4 separate regions of the Homo sapiens genome follow, and regions 1, 2 and 3 are each linked to region 4. The links are chromatin contacts, found by Hi-C or POLR2A ChIA-PET in ENCODE. All regions are on one chromosome and are shown on one strand. Each heading gives the region's core, a stretch centred on a gene start or an enhancer-like site at or near the end of the contact. The rest is flanking DNA. Distances are from core to core; before and after follow the strand shown.

What was found. A loop is a pair of places that touch in the nucleus more often than their neighbours do. ChIA-PET counts read pairs that join two places held with the same protein, here RNA polymerase II (POLR2A). Pooled maps may share reads with other maps.
Region 1: a pooled map shows a loop between it and region 4 (6-fold over the local background). The contact joins the promoter of LDLRAP1 here to the promoter of PDIK1L in region 4. A Hi-C loop is called at or near these places in 3 of 37 single-sample maps with no recorded cell type and 8 of 50 pooled maps. POLR2A ChIA-PET finds 5 or more read pairs at or near these places in 2 of 52 experiments (WTC11 and activated naive CD4-positive, alpha-beta T cell).
Region 2: a loop to region 4 is called in a pooled map, with 10 times the contacts of the local background. The contact joins the promoter of GPN2 here to the promoter of PDIK1L in region 4. A Hi-C loop is called at or near these places in 5 of 50 pooled maps. POLR2A ChIA-PET finds 5 or more read pairs at or near these places in 2 of 52 experiments (PC-9 and activated CD4-positive, alpha-beta T cell).
Region 3: a pooled map shows a loop between it and region 4 (8-fold over the local background). The contact joins the promoter of NUDC here to the promoter of PDIK1L in region 4. A Hi-C loop is called at or near these places in 6 of 50 pooled maps. POLR2A ChIA-PET finds 5 or more read pairs at or near these places in 2 of 52 experiments (K562 and activated T-cell).

The regions. Positions count from the first base shown.
Region 1 is chr1:25,541,611-25,546,605 of GRCh38, reverse strand. LDLRAP1 (low density lipoprotein receptor adaptor protein 1) reads right to left here and starts at 3,000. Exons shown (of 9, transcript NM_015627.3): 1 at 2,820-3,000. The coding sequence starts at 2,907. RefSeq lists silencers at 2,501-2,680, 2,711-3,170 and an enhancer at 3,271-3,330.
Region 2 is chr1:26,887,124-26,891,878 of GRCh38, reverse strand. It overlaps GPN2 (GPN-loop GTPase 2), which reads left to right and starts at 1,596. Exons shown (of 5, transcript NM_018066.4): 1 at 1,596-2,193; 2 at 2,754-2,910. The coding sequence starts at 1,783. GPATCH3 (G-patch domain containing 3) reads left to right here. Exons shown (of 7, transcript NM_022078.3): 7 at 653-1,391. The coding sequence ends at 869. RefSeq lists enhancers at 1,253-1,522, 2,033-2,202, 1,558-2,435.
Region 3 is chr1:26,918,561-26,923,272 of GRCh38, reverse strand. It overlaps NUDC (nuclear distribution C, dynein complex regulator), which reads right to left and starts at 1,530. Exons shown (of 9, transcript NM_006600.4): 1 at 1,344-1,530. The coding sequence starts at 1,424. RefSeq lists enhancers at 722-1,263, 1,384-1,503 and silencers at 1,634-1,783, 4,479-4,679.
Region 4 is chr1:26,107,703-26,113,079 of GRCh38, reverse strand. It overlaps PDIK1L (PDLIM1 interacting kinase 1 like), which reads right to left and starts at 1,256. Exons shown (of 3, transcript NM_152835.5): 1 at 1,165-1,256. RefSeq lists enhancers at 493-602, 983-1,212 and silencers at 1,263-1,902, 1,963-2,242.

The sequences.
Region 1 (4,995 bases), core at 1,751-4,250, 570 kb after region 4:
AGAGTGCTGAGGGGCCAAGGTGAGCCCCTCTTCCAGGCAGCTGGAAGGAAAATGCCTGGCCAGGGACTGAGATAAAATATTGATGTCTCCCCAGGGGATAGGAAAAGCCATGTGTGGGAGAGGAAGAGAGCCCTCTTTCAAGGTCAGGACAACCAGGAATCCACTGCAGGCATGAAGCTGGGTGGAAAGAAGCCTGGGGTGCTGGCTTTGCTGTGTGACCTCAGGCAAGGTGCTGCCCTTCTCTGGGCTTCTTTCTCCACAAATAAGCAATGCTCATGCTAATCCTAGTGAGGACCTTGAGGAGGAGGAGCAGGTCACAACTGAGAGCAGGGTTCGAGTCTAACTTTAACTCCACTGGCTTCAGTTTGGCCTCAAAACTCAACCACAGGGACCAGGTCCAAGGCCAGGCTGGGTCACAACCCTGAGCAAGGTGACCCTAGCACCCCCACCCCCACATACCCCATGGCCCCTGCTCTAACCTGTGGCCACTGCTGTCAGAGGCTGCCAGCCCAGCGTGGGGTAGGTGGGGCCTGCTCCCAGCTCCTCCCATGGCAGAGTTCACCAAGCACACTGGTAAGACCCCTGCGCTAGGAATGTGGAGCTCTGCCTCTTAGATGCTCTGTGTCTGGAGCCAATGACTCCAATGCTCAGAGTCTCAGTTCCTTTGTCTCTAAAATGGGTCTGCTCTGTCACCTCACAGGAGTCAATGAGAGAATGGAAGCAAAAACAGGTTGTAAAACAGTTACAAAAGCAGCAGTTACCATTTACCAAACTCCTCCTCTATGCCAGGCAAACGCAATTCCACTTGATCCCCACAAACAGCTGGAGGCAGGTACTACTGTTATTTGCAATTTACAGGTGAGGAAATTGAGACTTCATCACGAGGGACAGGTGGGGCTCGGCCTGCCCTCCTTCAGATCCAGAGGCTCCAGGACAGCACTTTGGGCTTACCAGGGCCTGGAGGAGGGGGAGAGGTGCTCCTCTCCTTTCCTCCAAAGGTGCAGACAGGCTCGGGGCCCCCAAAACCCATCTCACCACAGTACTAATCATGCTGGCAGCGTCCCAAGGATAGGCAGGGGGAAGAGGAGCAGGGGAGAAGAAAGCCACCAGTTAGGAGGGAGCATTATTACCAATAATCTCCTTGATACTCCTGCCAGGTAAGAGTTTTTATCCCCATGTTGCAGATGAGGAAACCGAGGATCAGAAAGGACAAGTGACTTGCTCAAGATTGAAGATGGCAAGAGAAATTCTCTTCCACATCCAAAGCGGCTACCTCTTCCACGTCCCCAGATTCAGAGATATTTCTTTCTAGCCTCCCTTCCCTTGCCAGCCCCCCTTCCTTCAAAACCACTTCCCTGGGGGCTGCCCCACCACCCTCCCTCCCTCATTCCTGGAGAAAACCCGCAGGATTCTCCCACTGGAACAGATGGCCATCTCAGAAGTCCTGGTCAAATCTTGCCAGTTTTTAAAGGGTCTATTTTGGGATGCAATCAGTGTGATAAACGGTACATCCCCTGGCCTAGTGGCCCAGCCCTAATGGGTCTCTGACCCCACCCCCCACCAGCAGGCACCACCCCACATTCCCAATGCCAATGCCAGTCTCAGCTGGGAGGCGGCCACAGCTGAACAACAGAGTGGGGCCAGAGGAGGAGGGAGGCGGGCCCTCTAGGCCCAGACACGCTGGCACTCCTTGGACCAGGGAGCTCGGGCTCCCCTGGCAGAGCCCTGTAAGGCCAAGAGGGGATGGGATGAGGGGGTGCTGTACTGTCAGTTGTTTCCTGATGAGGGGAGAAGCTGTGGCCCGAAGTAGGTGGCAGGGAGGTGGGAGTGTGCAGCAGTCCTGGGCTCTGGCTCCAAAACCAGCAGGAAGGTGTGTGTGACCCCAGGCAAGCCACTCTCTTCTCCCTCCCAAACAACGAGACCTGCGCTAGGCTGGGTCTTCTGGCTTCAGGGGAAGGTGCCAGGTGACAAGTTCCCTGAGCGTAATCAGAGACTGGGGGAGAGAAAGGGGGGGAGGCCCCTCCCAGCCTCCCAGACGCCCCAGGGAGAGGTGGCGGCGAGTCTGTCGTTTGCCTGGGCACCCAAGGGACTCTGGAAGCCCGAGGGGAAAGGTGCGAGAGAAAACAGGTTTCAAAAATAGTCGGGACGCCAGGCTTGCCACCTGGACCCGGCTAGAGGAAGGGACGTAAGGGTCTAGATCGCCTGATGTGGGGCTCTCCCGAGGCACCCCAGGCGGGGCCTCGTTCCCAATTTCAAGTACGTACCTGCGACCCCGGGCTCACACCTGGATGGGTGTCTGGGCACCCGGAGTCAAAAGTTGGCCCGGTGGGTCGGGCAGGGGGCGGGAGAACGGGCCAGTGGGCTCCTGACCGCCGCAGCTGCTGGCTGGGGCGCAGGGGTGCGGGACGGGGGCGTCTTCCCAAGCCCCTGCGCCCTCTCCTCCTCCCCTAGGCACCGACGACGAGCGCCTGCCTCCCCCTAGCTGGCCAGGACAGCAGGGCGGGAGGTGCCGCGGGTGGCGGGGGCCTCTTCTCCCAACCTGCACCCCACCCCATGCCGGCTGCACCTGAGGACCCCGAGCTCGGGCTCCTTCCTCAGCGCTGCCCCTCCTCGCAGCGGCATCGAGCGGCCGGCGAGTAGGTGCACAACTTGACCCCGGCCGACCCCCTGCCCCGCAGGGCCGGGAAAGGGCCACGCCGGGACCGGAGCGCCGGTGAGGCCCCGCCTCTGCCCAACTTGGCCGCACTCCGGGCGCCCGCGGAGGCCCCGCGCGCCTCTGCCCGATCCCGGCCCGGCCCGGCTGACGCGCGCACACTCACTGCGGTGCCGGCCACCGCCCCCCCAGCTCTGCTTGGCCAAGCTGGGGCTCCGGATCAGCGCCCGCCCCGCCGACTTGAGCGCGTCCATGGCCCGCTCCGGCCGCCGCCGCCGCTGCCGCAGCCAAAACTCCGTCAGGAAAAACTTTCCGCCCGGCCCTGCGGCGCGCGGGCTGCGCGCTCCTCCCCTCCCAGCGCCAGCTCCGCCGCGGCGTCCGACGGGGCGGGGCGAGAGAGGACAGGCCCCGCCCCCAGACGGGCCGCGCCCCCGACGGCCGGTCTCGCCCCGCCCGGTCCCTGTCCAGGCTCCAGGTCCAGGCACCAAGAGTTTCCGAGGCCGCCCGAAGGCGCCAGAAGATAGCAAATCGCAAGCCCTAGACGCCCCCGCTTTCCTCCTTTTCCCCAATCCCCACCCCGTAGGGGCCTGAGGGCCTGAGAGCAGCGGCCTAGGATTTCCAGTGACCATTTTACAGATGGGGAGACTGAGGGCTCCTCCAGTGGTGAAAGATCTTGTTCAGGGACAAAAGCAATGCGATGTCCAGGGCAGTGGGAGACTTAGGAAATAGTGGAGGCTGTAAGCCAGGGATATCCAAACTTTTGGCTTCCTTAGGCCACATTGGAAGAAGAAGTGTCTTGGGCCACACATGAAATACACTAACACTAACGACAGCTGATGAGCTGAAATATATATATATACACACACACTCATGTTTTTTGTTTTTCTGTATTGTTTTTTTTCCCCTGAGACAGAGTTTCACTCTGTTGCCCAGGTTGGAGTGCAGTGGTGCGATCTCGGGTCACTGCAACCTCTACCTCCCGGGTTCAAGCTATTCTCATGCCTCAGCCTCCCGAGTAGCTGGGATTACAGGCATGCACCACCATGCCTGGCTAATTTTTGTATTATTAATAGAGATGGAGTTTTACCATGTTGGCCAGGCTGGTCTCGAACTCCTGACCTCAAGTGATCTGCCCGCCTCAGCCTCCCAAAGTGCTGGGATGGCTGTGAGCCACCACACCCTGCCCAAAAAAATCTCATAATGTTTTAAGAACCTTTACCAATTTGTGTTGGGCTCCATTCAAAGCCGTCCTGGACCTCACATGGCCAGTGGGCCACAGGTTGGACAAGCTTGCAGTATAGACCCTTGTTAGGCGCAGGGTCGGTATATAAAAATTTGCCTTTAGCAAGTCCAGCCAGGCACTTTACTCATCCTCGTAGCTCCCAGGCTGCTCCCTGGCACCACCTGAGCATGCTGGGCCACCCCATGCCCCCGCAACTTCCCAGGTAGCCTCACAGATGGTATGATCTGGAACGTGCCCCTGACACTGACTTGCTGTGTGACCTCAGGCAAGTACTTCCCCTCTCTGAGTCTTGTTTATCTGTGAATGAGAGTCAATGCTATCTCTAGTGATCCTTCCAACCTGCCAGGGTCAAGAATCTGCATGACCTTGACCCTGACCCCAAGCTGCTTCCTAGGAGCATTCGGAGGGCAGTCTGAACCCCAGAATTGCTCAGGCACAGATGTTCTAACTCCAGGATTGGAAGGATTTGTTCTAACTCTCTAGGATGCCATGCCTTCCTTTCAAACTGTGCCAAAAGGAGCCAGAGGGAGGACACACACATCCAAGCCACAGCCTGGCTTCTTTTAGAAGGGGGTGCCTCAGGCAAGGCCAACTTCAACCTCTGTAATTACTCCTGGCTCAGAAGCCAGCAGTCCTCTCTGTGTCGGGAGAAAGATAGTGCTGTGCTGTCCCCAGCTGGATAGGGCGGCCTCACTGACATTCCCCTGTTTATAAACCAAGTGCTTTGTTAGCCAGTCTGTCCTTGGCTTCCCCAGCAACACTGCTTAGGTGGACCCACTTTACAGATGACAGCCCTAGGTCAGGGAGGGAAGCATTCACTGATAGTCTCCGAGAGTCAGAGACTGGGATCAGACTCAGGCCCATAGGCAATGGGGTAGAGTATAATGCCAGGGGTTAGAACCCAGCTGTCCTTCTGGTGGTTGTGAACTCACCCTTCTGAGCCTCATCTGTAAAAGGGACAACTATATCTATTTCACAGGGCTGTCCTTAAGGACTAAATAACAGGAGTTGGAATGGCTGAATCCTGTTCTTGAGAACCCACCTTTAAAGTTGCCTCCTCCAGGAAGGCTTCCCTGACTACCACCCATGGATTAAGTTT
Region 2 (4,755 bases), core at 347-2,846, 780 kb before region 4:
AAAATTAGCTGGGCACGGTAGTGGGTGCCTGTAATCCCAGCTACTCAGGAGGCTGAGGCAGGAAAATCGCTTGAACCCAGGAGGCAGAGGTTGCAGTGAGCCAAGATGGCGCCACTGCACTCTAGCCTGGGTGACAGAGCAAGACTCTGTCACAAAAAAAAAAAATTAGCTGGGCATGGTGGCATGCGCCTGTAGTCCCAGCTACTCTGGAGGCTGAGGCAGGAGAATCGCTTGAACCCAGGAGGTGGAGGTTGCAGTGAGCCGAGATCACGCCATTACAATCCAGCCTGGGTGACATAGTGAGACCCCATCTCAGAAATAAATAAATAAATAAAGTAAATCTGACTTTTTTTTTTTTTTTAAAGAGTAAGCCCTAAGGCTTAACAAGATCATTCATACCCTTTGTTGGAGGAGTTTGGACTTGATGGTTACTATTAGGAAGTCTGTAGTGACAGAATGAAAATTTTATATGAGGCCCCTTCTTGCTGGCACTGTCAATGGATAGATAAGAGGGCTGGAGAACAAAGACCCAGATTTAAAGCCTCTGTCTTTGGACAAACCAGATATGTAGTAACTACTTCCCCGTCCTCTCCCAACCCCTTTAACTGGAGTTTGAGAGCAGCCTTCTCACTGAGAGCCCGTTTTTATCCAGGTACCATGGAGAGAAGCTACAGCCATTTGGGCAACTGAAGAGGCCCCGTAGAAATGGCTTGGGGCTCATCTCCACCATCTATGATGAGCCTCTACCCCAAGACCAGACGGAGTCACTGCTCCGCCGCCAGCCACCCACCAGCATGAAGTTTCGGACAGACATGGCCTTTGTGAGGGGTTCCAGTTGTGCTTCAGACAGCCCCTCATTGCCTGACTGACCGGGTTGGGGGCTTCCTTTCATAGCTACATGATGAAAACCCTCTGCCCTGGCCTCATCTACCACTGAAGCAGAAAGGAGTCTGGGAGCAGCAGTCTTCGTGGCTGGTTCAGGGTGTTTTGTTCCGAGCCTGCCTGCCTGCCGGTTCTATACCTCAGGGGCATTTTTACAAAAAGCCCCCTCCCGTCCCCTCCCCTTGGATATTAGGGGTAACGACCGCTTGTCTTTGGTCTCTAACCCTAATCTCTGGGCTTGCCCTTTGCCTCCTGCAGAACTTTGAAAAGCTGGGTTGAGTGAGGCTATCAGCACAGCCTTCCTTGGGGACTCTGAAGGTGTCCCCACGAAGGCCAGAAAGGGGGAAAGGGACCTGGGCGAGGAGAGGATTTGTGGTGCTTGGAAGAGCCGGCCTTGGGTGGGCCCTCCACCGCCTCTACCCTCACTGGGTGGGACTGCCAGCGGAGAGTCCGCGGGAGGTGGCTTGGGTGTGCGACGTCACGGAAGAATAAAGACGTTTACTACTGGAGCTCCCTTACTTTTCTAATTCGAGTCTGAAGGTTAGAGAAATTCCGAGAGCGATTTTCCCGCAAAGACCCCACATTCGACCCACTACCCGCGAGAGAAATGCGGCTGCGCCGCCCGCCCCTCGGCGTCTAGCTTCGTCCCCGCCGTGAGGGCGGGACTTCCTCTCGTTGGCTCGCCGTTTCCGACGCTGTCCGGAAGTCGAGTTAGTCTAGTTAGTATCGGCCTGTTATCTCCTTTTGCGCGACACGGTCTCAGCTGTTCCGCCTGAGGCGAGTGACGCTGGCCGCCAACGAGGTATACGTACTGGGACCCTCGCCCTCAGTCTCGTCTCCGGCGCGGCTACCTGCCCCGTTTTCCCTGTGAGTTGACCTGCTCCGGGCCGCGGGCCGCCAATGGCAGGGGCCGCTCCGACCACGGCCTTCGGGCAGGCGGTGATCGGCCCGCCGGGCTCAGGGAAGACCACGTACTGCCTGGGCATGAGTGAGTTCCTGCGCGCGCTGGGCCGGCGCGTGGCGGTGGTGAACCTGGACCCGGCCAACGAGGGGCTGCCGTACGAGTGTGCCGTGGACGTGGGCGAGCTGGTGGGGCTGGGCGACGTGATGGACGCGCTGCGCCTGGGGCCCAACGGCGGCCTGCTCTACTGCATGGAGTACCTGGAAGCCAACCTGGACTGGCTGCGTGCCAAGCTCGACCCCCTCCGCGGCCACTACTTCCTCTTCGACTGCCCAGGCCAGGTGGAGCTCTGCACGCATCACGGCGCCTTGCGCAGCATCTTCTCCCAAATGGCGCAGTGGGACCTCAGGGTGCGTCTCAGGGCGGGGAGGCCCATTTTGCGGATGGAGTAACTGAGACAGGGAGGACAGACGCCACGCCCCCATGTCACACAGGGAGGTAGGGGCTGGGTCGCTTTGGAGTAAAACAGGCATGAGTTCAGAATCTGGCTCTGCTACTGACTGGCTGTGTGGTGTTGATAAGTCAGTTCATCACTCTGAACCTCAGTTTCCTCACGTGTAAAATGTGTTAGTAGCCAACTTGGCGATTTTGGAAGTATGGAAGGGGTTAATGTCGAAAGTGGCATGGAGATTGTTGTAAATTGGTGGGCAAAAGTAAATGAAAGAGTGGAGTCAGATGCCATGGGATTTAAACCCCTTGCCCACTGGGAGGCTCAGTGCAAGACCTCTTGTAAGAAAAAAAAAATGACTCCTATTTCCTGGGAGAAGGAAACCAGGGTGGTTATTAGAAAGAAACAGAGGCAGGAGACTAATGGGGAAAGCTTCCCCTCTGTCCTCAAGCCCTCATTCTCATGAGGGAATGCTGATCCCTGTTTCTCCAGGCCACTCTCACCCTGTCTATTCCCTCCCAGCTGACTGCCGTCCACCTCGTGGATTCTCACTACTGCACAGACCCTGCCAAGTTCATTTCAGTACTGTGTACCTCCCTGGCCACCATGCTGCACGTGGAACTGCCCCACATCAACCTCCTTTCCAAGATGGACCTCATTGAGCATTATGGGAAGCTGGGTAAGAGCTTCTGTTCCAGGCGAAGAGCAGGGCAGCAGCTGGGCTAGAATGAAGCAGACATCTCAGCTGAAGGTAGCTGCCTCTGGTGCCTTGCGTGGTCTGGTGATAGTAGCCACAGGCAGGTTCTAACTCCTGCCCATTTATTTTGTGCCACTCTGTGCTAGTTACCGTTGTAGATTTTGGAGACAAGAGAGCTACAGATGGTGTTAGGTGTTACAAAGGAATTAAAGTGATACGACAGTGAATATTTGGGAGTGAAGTGAGTGAGCTTTGGAGTAAAACAGGCATGAGTTTAAATTCTGGATCTGCCACTGAATCATCGTGTGGTCTGGGTAAGTCAGTTCATCTCTCTGGACCTCAGTTTCTCACTTCTGCTCTGAAGCAGTGGCATCTGAGCTGAGACATGAATGGTGAGAAGGAGCCAGCCAAGGGAGGACTGTTCTATGCAGAGGCACTAGTAGGAATAAAGGCCTTGTCTTAGTCAGTTTGTGCTGCCATCACAAAAATACCATAGACCAGATGGCTTAGCCAATAAATATTTATTTCTCACAGTTCTGGAGGCTGGTAAGTCCAAGATCAAGACACAAGCCGATCTGGTGTCTGGTGAGAGTCTGCTTCCTGGCTCCTAGACAGCCTCCTTCTGTCCTCACAGAAGGAGGCTATATTCTCACCTGGCACAGAGACAGAGAAGGGGTGGGAGGCCAGGGACAAAATAGGGAAGATTGAGGTAGAAGCAGGCTGGTATGAGGCAGGGGAGTTGGCTAGAGTCCCAGTGGCCAGCTTTTTTTTCTTGATAAATTAGTACTCTCGGCTGGGCGTGGTGGCTCACGCCTGTAATCCCAGCACTTTGGGAGGCCGAGGTGGGCAGATCACCTGAGGTCAGGAGTTCGAGACCAGCTTGACCAACATGGAGAAACCACATCTCTACTAAAAATACAAAAAAGTAGCCAGGCATGGTGGTGCATGCCTGTAATCCCAGCTACTCGGGAGGCTGAGGCAGGAGAATCGCTTGAACCTGGAAGGCGGAGGTTGTAGTGAGCCGAGATCTCGCCATTGCACTCCAGCCTGGGCAATAAGAGTGAAACTCCGTCTCAAAAAAAAAAAATTAGGCCAGGCGCAGTGGCTCACGCCTGTAATCCCAGCACTTTGGGAGGCCGAGGCAGGTGGATCACGAGGTCAGGAGCTTGAGAACATCCTGGCTAACACTGTGAAACTCCGTCTCTACTAAAAATACAAAAAATTAGCTGGGCATGGTGGCGGGCACCTGTAGTCCCAGCTACTCAGGAGGCTGAGGCAGGAGAATGGCGTGAACCCAGGAGAGGGAGTTTGCAGTGAGCCGAGATCATGCCAGTGCACTCCAGCCTGGGCGACAGAGCAAGACTCTGTCTCAAAAAAAAAAAAAAATTAGTACTCTCCTGAACTGGGGACATTGTTCCCTAAATAGCATCTCTAGCAACAAAGGAACCTAGAGAAGACAGATAAAATGACCAGCACATGAGCAATAGGGAGGTTGTTGGGAAAGGGAGGTGTCGGGACCTTGTCCAGGGAGGCCAGTTAGCTTCTAGTCTGGACATGGAGTGATGTAGAGTCCTCAGCTTACTTTAGGATAGAGCTGCCAGGGAGCCCAGATACTTAAGTTTTCTGGGCAGAAACAGGCCACTAGGGGGAAGTCCAACTTACTTCTTTTAGTGAGAAATGATTTATAAAACTGAATCAGGGACCTCAGCATCATCTAGTCCTTATTTTACATTAAGAAATAACTGGCTCAGAAAAGGAAAGTGATTTACCCAGGAGGCTACCCTGCTAGAATGTAGCATTTATTCAGTTTAACCATTTACAGAGTCT
Region 3 (4,712 bases), core at 281-2,780, 810 kb before region 4:
GTGAGGATCATGAGGTCAAGGAGGTGAGGCCTTTAGCAATGTATGGCACAGAGCAAGAGACCCACTGGCAGAGGGTAAACACCTTACAAATAGGAACCATGAACCATGGCTTAGTCTGTCTGCCACCTGCAATGCTGGGCACCAGATATGGCTAAAGGTACATAATCAGTAAAATTCTTGCTGAATGAAACAATCTAGTGGTGACTCAAGGTCAGCACACACAAACCCTTTATTTGCCCAAGAGTGGGTCTAAATCTGATTAAATCTGATGCTAGAACATATCTCAATGGTTTCCGTTCTTGCTTCTAGACAGTTTTTCAATTTGCTCAAAAATGAACTCGCTCCCAAATCCAGTTTTGTGCGAACAGTTTAGAGGAATGGAGACAGGAAGGCTTTTCACACTTGCAAATGAGAAACACTCTCCCCACCACAAAGGGCTTAGAAGTCCTTGGTCACCAGACACCTAGGTTACATAGGAATAGAAAGTTCAATGGAAACCTACCTCCAGTAAGACACAATCAGCCATGGACTCTGGGAAGCACACTGACCTGTCTAGGTGAGAACCATGTTGCATGATCTAGGCAAATCCTTGCCACTTCTCTGGCTCTGAGAATGAGAGTTCTGATCCTGACAGACTTTTCTACCGTTAACTTTGTGTTTGTTCCAAAAAAACCAACTCCAGAATCTGTAACAGTTGGCCCTTATTGTCGAGTGTGGGACACACATCAATCACACGACAAATACTTGTTGAATGAAAAAGCCTTATTACTGAGAACTTACGGTTCTTAACTACTCTCTGGAAACCGGTATTCGCAGCTGTCTCACAGATAAGGAAACTCAGGCTTGGAGAGATGTAAAGGTTCCAAGTTGGTAGGTGGTGGAAACTAATCGTGAACACAGGCCTCCTATTCCCCCATTCAAGGCCTAACAAGACCACGTGCTAACATCAGCCCGCTCCCCTACCACACACATTCGACGGCTCGCCCCAAGCCTTGGTGGATCCAAATCACGATATTTGCGACGGTTCTTACTAAGGGATGCTCCTTGGAAGCCGCCATCAAAGTGGAAACGGGGGTGGGGGCATATGTGAAACTAAAGGGGGATCCTAAGCTCAGGGATGCGATAATTTGCTACTACTGAGGGGCGCCGGGGGCCCGGGACTGATGCGAACCGGGTGAGACCTGCTGGCGGGTGGCCAGGCCGGAAGCTGGGCGCAGTGAGAATGTAGGGGCATCCCAGAAGCCCGCGAGCCGCTGGGGTGGGTCTCAGCCCTCGAAGGCAGAGAAGGGCGGAAGGAGCGTGGCCAAGGCCGCCGGGTGGGCCGACGCCGCGCGGGCCGTTACCTCCTGCACGCCGCCCTCGTGCTGCTGAGCCATGGCCAGCAACATGCCGTCGAACCGCTCCTCCTCCTGCTCTCCGCCCATCGCGCCGGCTCCGATCCACGTCCCGGAGCTCTGCACTCTAGTCCCGCGCTCTCTACGCTCCTGCGGGTCGCGCCGGGCCCAACGACTCTAGTCGTCCGCCTTCCGCAGCGGAGCCGGAAACACGCACGCGCGCGGCTGCCCAGGCCCGCCTCCACCTCCTCTCTTCCCGCCTTCCTCCCGGTTTGCGGCCATTGACCGTGCGGCAAGCAACCCGCTTCGCCGACCATTGGTCGACATTCGGAGCCAATCAACAAGCGCGTCCACGAAGCGGTAGGCGGAGCCGTGGGCCCGAGAGTTTGGCATGAGTTGCTATGGTCACCCGATGCCGTGGAGACTTCTAGAAAGCCCTGGACTCAAATCTGGCAGGGTTGGAAGTTAAAAAGGGACAAGTTTTGCCCCTCTCCCTTGCTAGCGACCCCCCCAGCTTGTAGAGCAGTGAAGCTGAAAGTAGCCTTACTCATCTCTTCCAATCCTAGAAGGGACTTACCACAGGACAGCCTCCTCCTCATCGACCTCACTGCGTACTTGACTAGGGCCAGCTTCATGGGAGTACAAATTGCAGTCGCACAGCACCCAGGCTTAGAAAGGCTCCACGCTTGATTTCATGGCCTTCTGTTATAGTCTTGAAATTCTTAATAATTTTGGAATAAGGAGACCCACATTTTCATTTTGCACTGGGCCCAGGAAATTATGACAGGTGCTGAAATTGACCTTCACTTCTGTTAATGCGGGGACAGGACCCAGCCATCCAAGCTAATCCCTCCACTTGTGCAATGAATCTCATCATCTTAGTCTTTTCAGGAACTCTATCCCTGTTAATTATCCCTTTTTTTAGCTTATGCATCACAAATATCTTTCTTCTTCCCTTCAATTTACAAACACGCTTTAATATCTTTTTGTTTGTTTTTAGAGATGGGGTTCTTGCATTGTCACCCAAGCTGGAGTGCAGTGGCACCATCTTGGCTTACGGCAGCCTTGAACTCCTGGACTCAAGCCATCTTCCCCACTTCAGCCTCCAGAGTAGCTGGGACTACAGGCTCACATCACCACGCCCTGCTGTTTTTTTTTTTTTGTTTTTTGTTTTTTGTTTTTTGGTAGAGATGGAGTCTGTGTTGCCCAGGCTAAGTCTCAAACCCTGGTCTCAAGCACTCCTCCTGCCTCAGCCTCTCAAAGTGCTGGGATTACAGGTGTGAGCCACCATGCCCAGCCCTGTTTTTATATTATTATTCCATGGCCCCACTTTCTTCTGCTGCTACCTCTCCAATTTTCAGCTCTCATTTGCAGCAAACTTGTTTGCTTGTTTTTCTACTCCCTCACCTCCCATCTCTCTACAGTATATTCTAGTCTATCTATTCTTCTTTTTTTTTTTAGACCAAGTCTCACTCTGTTGCCCAGGCTGGAGTGCAGTGACACGATCTCAGCTCACTGCAACCTCTGCCTCCCAGGTTTAAGTGATTCTCAGCCTCCCAAGTAGCTGGGATTACAGGCACCACTACGCCTAACTAATTTTTTTTTGTATTTTTAGTAGAGGGGTTTTCACCATGTTGGCCAGGCTCGTTTCAAACTCCTGACCTCAAGTGATCCACCTGCCTCGGCCTCGCAACGCGCTAGGATTACAGGCATGAGCCACTGCGCCCGGCCTGTTCTAGTCTATTTTTTAAAGGCTCTGATATGGTTACAGTGCTACATATTGCCAAAGCCAATGAACCACTATTATCTTACTCAACTTCTCAGGTGCATTTGACACAGTTGACGCCTTCTTCTTTCCTTTTTTCCTTTAGGTTTCTCTTTTGGTTGGAATTGCGTGTTCCCCACTTCAGACTAGAGACTTCTCCCTTTAGATTAGAGATTCCTGGAGTTGATCTGTGTCTTCTCCCTCAGACTGAGGGCTCTTGAGGGCAGGGCCTTGCACTTGCACGGGCCCATCCTAGGCACTGGGAGCAACCCCAGCAATGTCTTCATAGCGTCAAATACATATTTTTTTTTCTTTTAACATGCAAAAGCAAAATTCTAAAATTGCAATTGGTTAAGACTACTATTTCTTCCCACTCTATCTCACTTTCCCTTGAATCAGGTGATATCAGAGATGCCATGAGGATTTGGTGATCCAGCTAAGGTGAAGTTGAGTTGGAAATACACTCAGTTTGGATTGATTTGGTGGGATATAGCTGGGTGGCTGGCAGTCACTTTTGTGTATAGTTAAGTCATTGTGAGCTGTCCTGGTGTGTGGAAAGGGCTTCCAGGAATATTCCTACCATTTGCTGTACCTCATGACCCTTGCTGTACAGGATCAGAAGTCTTATCCCAATATAAATGATTCCCAGGACAACTGGAAGTATGTGAGCAGTGAAAGAAACAAGTTTATGTGTGGAACAAGAAGCAGATCCAGGCCGACTGCGGAGGCTCATGCCTGTAATCCCAACACTTGCAAAACATAGCAACACAGCAAAACCCTGTCTCTACAAAACAATTTAAAAATTAGCGGAGTTAAATAACGAGTTGATGGGTGCAGCACACCAACATGGCACATGTATACATATGTAACAAACCTGCACGTTGTGCACATGTACCCTAGAACTCAAAGTATAAAAAAAAAAATTAGCGGGGCATGGCAGTGGGAGCCTGTAATCCCAGCTACTCAGAAGGCTGAGATGGGAGAATCACTTGAGCCTGGGAGGTCAAGGCTGCAGTGAGCTGTGATCACGCCACTGCACTTCAGCGTGGGTGACAAAGCCAGACCCTGTCTCAAACAAAGGAAAAAAAAAAAAAGTAGCTGGATGTGGTATTTCATGCCTGTAATCCCAGCACTTTAGGAGGCCGAGGCAAGTGGATCACTTGAGGCCCAGAGTTCAAGAGCAGCCCGGCCAACATGGTGAAACACCATCTCTACTAAAAATACAAAGATTAGTTGGGTGTGGTGGTGTGCGCCTGTAATCCCAGCTACACGGGAGGCTGAGGTAGAAGAATCACTTAGGCTGGGTGCAGTGGCTCACGCCTGTAATCTTATCACTTTGGGAGGCTGAGGCAGGTGGATCACCTGAGGTCGGGAGTTCGAGACCAGCCTGCCTAACATGGTGAAACCCCATCTCTACTAAAAATACAAAAACTTAGCCAGGCATAGTGGTGGGAACCTGTAATCCCAGCTACTTGGGAGGCCGAGGCAGGAGAATCTCTTGAATCTGGGAGGTGGAAGTTGTAGCGAGCCGAGATTGTGCCATTGCACGCCAGCCTGGGCAAGAAGAGCAAAACTCCATCTCAAAAAAAAAAAAAAAAAAAGCTGGGTGCGGT
Region 4 (5,377 bases), core at 7-2,506:
AGTAAACAATATCTATTTAGTTCTAGGTCATTTTTGCCAACAAAGATCCTGCATATCAAGGGGCTCTCTGACAGAGTTCTTGGGAATTCAACTTACTGAACGGTTTAAAGGCGAGGGCAAAGGCCCTGCACAGAAATGCTCATGTGTTGAATGGAGAAAGTCTAAAGTGGGCTTCCTCAGCGCCCAAAGAATTTCTAGATTATAACCAACTTCATGAACGAATTCTCATTTGTAGATTGTGACCACGGGCTAGAAAAGTAACCTGAGATTGTACAATATTTATTCTGTACAGCTGGGGAAGCAAAAGGCTACTGACCCTAGAGCCTGAGAAGTTGGGATCCACTGCTTTAAGTCTACAGGATAGATTTAATAAAAAGAAATGACTTCTGAGATTGTGTTCAGTCCCACTTCCTCTAACTGGACACCCACCCTTCAAATCGCTACTGAATTTCCTAGTGTCTAATTTCCTGCCACAGAATCCTCTGCGCCGGCTGCACAGCAGACGAGCTTTCCTGCTCTACGGGGATCGCCAATCACATCCACTCAAGGTGGTTCGTGTCTCTGAAGCAGTGCCATGTCCTCTCCAGCCTGGTACAGTCCCCATGGGGAAGAGCACCTTCCTGAATAGGGAGGAGAGAGGTGTTTATGAAACCCGTGGGATCCCGGATCCAATGATGCATCCGATGCGAACCTAAGTGACTTTCGACCGAAAGTGGCGGGCCCTCGCTCCCGCTGCTCTAACCAGGCGCTGGGACGCGAGCCGGCCAGGCCAGACACCTGCCGGCGCCCGGGAAGGGCCAGTCGCGGCCAGAGGTGTTGCCCGACGCGGCGGCTCAGGCCGCGCTCATTGGCCAAGTGTCAGGCCCTCCCCCTCCTCGGCCGTGCTCAGATGAAGCCCGGAGGGGAGCCTCCTGAGCCCCTTCGCTCTGAGGAGCCAGCCCTGCAGTTGCCTCAACTCCTCGGGGCTGGGGGCTGAGGGCCGGGGGGAGGTGGCCCCGGTATGAGAGGAGGCCGCGACTGGGGTCGGTGGCCTGAGGAGCGCAGGGCCTTCCCCAGGATGACTCCGCTGACACGTCTGTGACAAGCCTCCCAGGGAGGGAGGCACATGCAGGGCCATCGGCTCTGCAGCAAGACCTCTCCGCCACGCCGAAAGGCCAGATTTACCTCAGGGTAGACGCTGCCGCTTCTCCCTCTCATGGGCTCTGCAGGCCGCCATTATCGGGCAGCTCGCGCCTCCGCTGCCGCCGCCTCCAGTCAGCAGCCGGCGCGCGCCCCCGTGGTGCGCGCGGACACACCCCCTTACGCCGACGGCCCCGCCCCCCTCCGGCTTTCCGTAGCGCGAGCCGGGACGTTCCGCGCCACCGACGAGGCGCGCGGCCGGCGCTCCGCTCGCCTCCTCCCTCTCTCGAGGATTTGCAGAGCCGGGAGTCGTCGGAGGTGTGCGCGCTCCGGAGCGCACCACTGGTGCTGCTCCCCGCAGGGGTGGCCGGGCTCGGGAACCGCGAGGCCACGCCACGCCGGGGCTCGGCCACCCTCCAGCCGCAGCGGGCGCTCAGGGCCCGCGGCCCCGGGGACCGTCTGCAGCGGCAGGTCCGGGCCTGGGGCTGCGCGCGCCCGGCCGCGGCCTCCCCTCCCTCTACCCGCCCCCTTCCGACCTACCGAGCTGCGGGCTGGGGTGCGGGGCTCGCTGGGGTGGAACGCCCGGTGCATCTTCCGCGCGGGTCTCGGGTGCCTGCGGGGCGCGGTGCTCTTTGGCGGGCCTGCGGGGAGGTGCGGCCCGACCAAGGAGGCCTGGCGTCCGCCCCGCCGGGAGGGAGACTGCAGCTTTTCTCCGAGTCACTGAGCCATGTTTGCGGGCGGTGCAGTTGCGGAGACGGCGGCGGCGGCGGCGGCGCGGGGCTGGGTGCGATCATCTGGGAGGATGCCGTCCCCTGCCCCGCCGGCGCGGTGGTATCTCCCTTAAAGAGGCCGGCGCCTCATTGTTCCCCGGCTGCGGCCGCAGGGAGCCAGGGCCACCTCCTCGGCGTGGGGAGTGAGGGCGCGGAGGCGCCTGCACCTGGCTGCGGTGCCCACGGCGCCCCCCCGCGAGGCTCCTGGTGGAGGGTTGGTCTGCAGTCGGCGCAGGGGAGAGGCCTTGGTCCGAGCCAGGATCCACCGCGCTCCTGCCGCTCTCGGGGCTGGACAGTCAATGGGGTCCCCGCCGCTGCTGCAGTCGCTCGGCTGCCACACGCTGTTAGTCAGATCCCGCACGCTGTTGGCCCCACAGCCAGCCCGGGGTCACTTAGGACCGCATTCCTCAGTCATCCAGTTGTTAGATCAGTAAGCATCCGCCAGAAAAGTCCATTCCTTCTTACTCGATTTATTCTGCACCCATTACTTCTCAGCAGGGTGATGATTCCTCCTCCCAGCGCTCGCTCTGTAAGGCACGATGTACAAAAAATCCCTGTCGCTGTGCTCAAAGATCAACTCATTTTATTTTCTGTCCTTTATGCCCCTTCTCCCGAGAGTCTGGCACTGGGTTAGGTCTTTATATAAATGATCTTGCTTAATCCTAACCAAACCCCACAAGAGTAGGTTTTATTATCCTGTTTTTACAGGTGAGGAAACACCTCTGCCTCTTCTCACTGAAGTGTCTGTTTTGGGATGTGTCTACCTTGAATACCCATTCCTGGTGTAACACACCCTCCCCTTAAAAAAAAAAAACAACAACGGTTCTGTAATCTGTTCAGATTTTTGTCCTGAGTGCCATCCAAGTGTCAAGTCTTCAGCTGTTTGCTGGAAACACTGGTGTCAGCCAAGACTTATTTCCCGCCCTCAAAAGTAGAGGGAAAATATAGAAGGCTCTGCGTAGACAGCTAACTACCTGTGTGGGTTATTGATCCCAATCAGGGGAGGGACCTCTCTCTCGATCAAAGTAGCGTTTTCATTTTGTCTCAGTCATTAAATATCATAGGAACCCTTGCTCTTAAGTCAGCTGCAGATGAGATTTGAAATCCACTCTCGCCCCCAGTTTAGGCTCACTGTTAAGTCTGTGAGGGGGGTTTAGATCTTGTGGGACCTGAAACTTAAATAATTTGGGGTGTCCTCCTGAGGAAAAATGTTATAAAATGGCCCTGTGAACACATATCTGGAACACTGGAAAGGGTCCCTATAAGTAAAGGACTCTGAAGCTTAAGATTCATTAGTTTCAGGGTAAATCTGCCTCCTGCTTATTATGTCATTTTTTTTAGCCTTTAGGCCTCCTGGAGGACTGAGAATTCCTAGGGGCAGGAACCTTGTCTGTGATTCATCTCTGCAGCCTCCTCAATCTGATATGGTATCAAAATACACCTAAGGCTAGCATTCTCATACATAGCTGGTGGGAAGACAAAGTGATATAACAGTTAACAAGGAAATTTGGCAATATATAGCAATATTATTTGATCCAGTAACCCTAGATCAAATACTAGATTTCGAGGAATCTATCCTAGTAATATACTGGCAAACACACACACACAAAACAACAAACCTGTATGTACAGGGCTGTTCATTATGGCATTAATGAATAGCAAAAGATTGGAAACTGCTCACATGTCTAATGATAAAGAACTGGTTGAATAAATTATAGTACATACACAGGATAAAGTACTATGCAGCCATGAAAAGCTATGTGGAAGAGGCCTGGCATGGTGGCTCACACCTGTAATCCTAGCACTTTGGGAGGCCGAGGTGGGCAGATCACTTGAGGTCAGGAGTTTGAGACCAGCCTGGCCAACATGGTGAAACCCTGTCTCTACTAAAAATACAAAAATTAGGCGGGTGTGGTGGCACTTGCCTGTAGTCCCAGGTACTTGGGAGGCTGAGGCAGGAGAATCTCTTGAACCTGGGAGGCGGAGGTTGCAGTGAGCCGAGGTCAAGCCACTGCACTCCAGCTTGGGCGACAGAGCAAGACTCTGTCTCAAAAAAAAAAAAAAAACAGAGCAAGACTCTATCTCAAAAAAAAAAAGATGTGGAAGATTTCTTATATATACTAATAAACATATACTAATATCAAGTGATCTGTTTATTATTAAGTGAAATAAGCAAAGTGCATACAGTGTTTATAGTATGCTATTACATGTGAGTAATGGAGAGATAAATATACATTAAGTACTTATATTTAAAAGGTAAACAATGGAAGAATAAATCCCAAACTTCTAAAAAAATAGTTGCCTATGTGGGTTGGAGGGGATAGAGATGGGAATGAGACTTCTATGAATATACCTTTTATATAGTACAATTTTGGACTCTTGTAAACATTTCACATATTTATAAGACAAAGTTCAATAAAATAAAGCACTCCATAAAAATTAAAAACAAATGGAAACGAACCATCTGTAATGTCAGATTGGTGGTGTAACACAGAGAAAATAATTTCAAATGGCTTCTTAAGTATTTTGATTTTTTTTCTTTTTTAAAGAGATGAGTTCAGGCCGGGTGCAGTGGCTCACGCCTGTAATCCCAGCGCTTTGGGAGACCGAGGCAGGTGGATCATGAGGTCAGGAGATCAAGACCATCCTGGCTAACACGGTGAAACCCCGTCTCTACTAAAAATACAAAAAAATTAGCTGGGCATGGTGGTGGGCGCCTGTAGTTCCAGCTACTGGAGAGGCTGAGGCAGGAGAATGGCGTGAACCTGGGAGGCAGAGCTTGCAGTGAGCTGAGATCGAGCCATTGCACTCCAGCCTGGGCGAGAGAGCGAGACTCTCCATCTCAAAAAAATAAAAAATAAAGAGATATCATTCTGTCGCCCAGGCTTGAGTGCAGTGGTGATCATAGTTCACTAACTTCCAACTCCTGGGCTCAAGGGATCCTCCCACCTCAGCCTCCTGAGGAGCTGGGACTATAGGCATAGCTAATTTTAAAAAAGTTTTTGTTGGCTGGGCGCGGTGGCTCACGCCTGTAATCCCAGCACTTTGGGAGGCCGAGGCGGGCGGATCACGAGGTCAGGAGATAAGACCATCCTGGCTAACACGGTGAAACCCTGTCTCTACTAAAAATATAAAAAATTAGCCGGGCGTGGTGACGGGCACCCGTAGGCCTAGCTACTCGGGAGGCTGAGGCAGAAGAATGGCGTGAACCTGGGAGGCAGAGCCTGCAGTGAGTTGAGATCACGCCACTGCACTCCAGCCTGGGCAACAGAGCGAGACCCTGTCTCAAAAAAAAAAAAAAAATTTTTTTTTGTAGAGACAGGGTCTCGCTGTGTCGCCCAGGCTGCTCGTAAACTCCTGGCATCAAGTGATCCTCGTTTGTCTCTCAAGGTGTTGGGATTACAGTCATGTAATCCTTGTTTGTACCTGTCTAATGGGATACAGTCTAAGGACAAATAAAACTGCATAGAAATACAATTGTATTCATT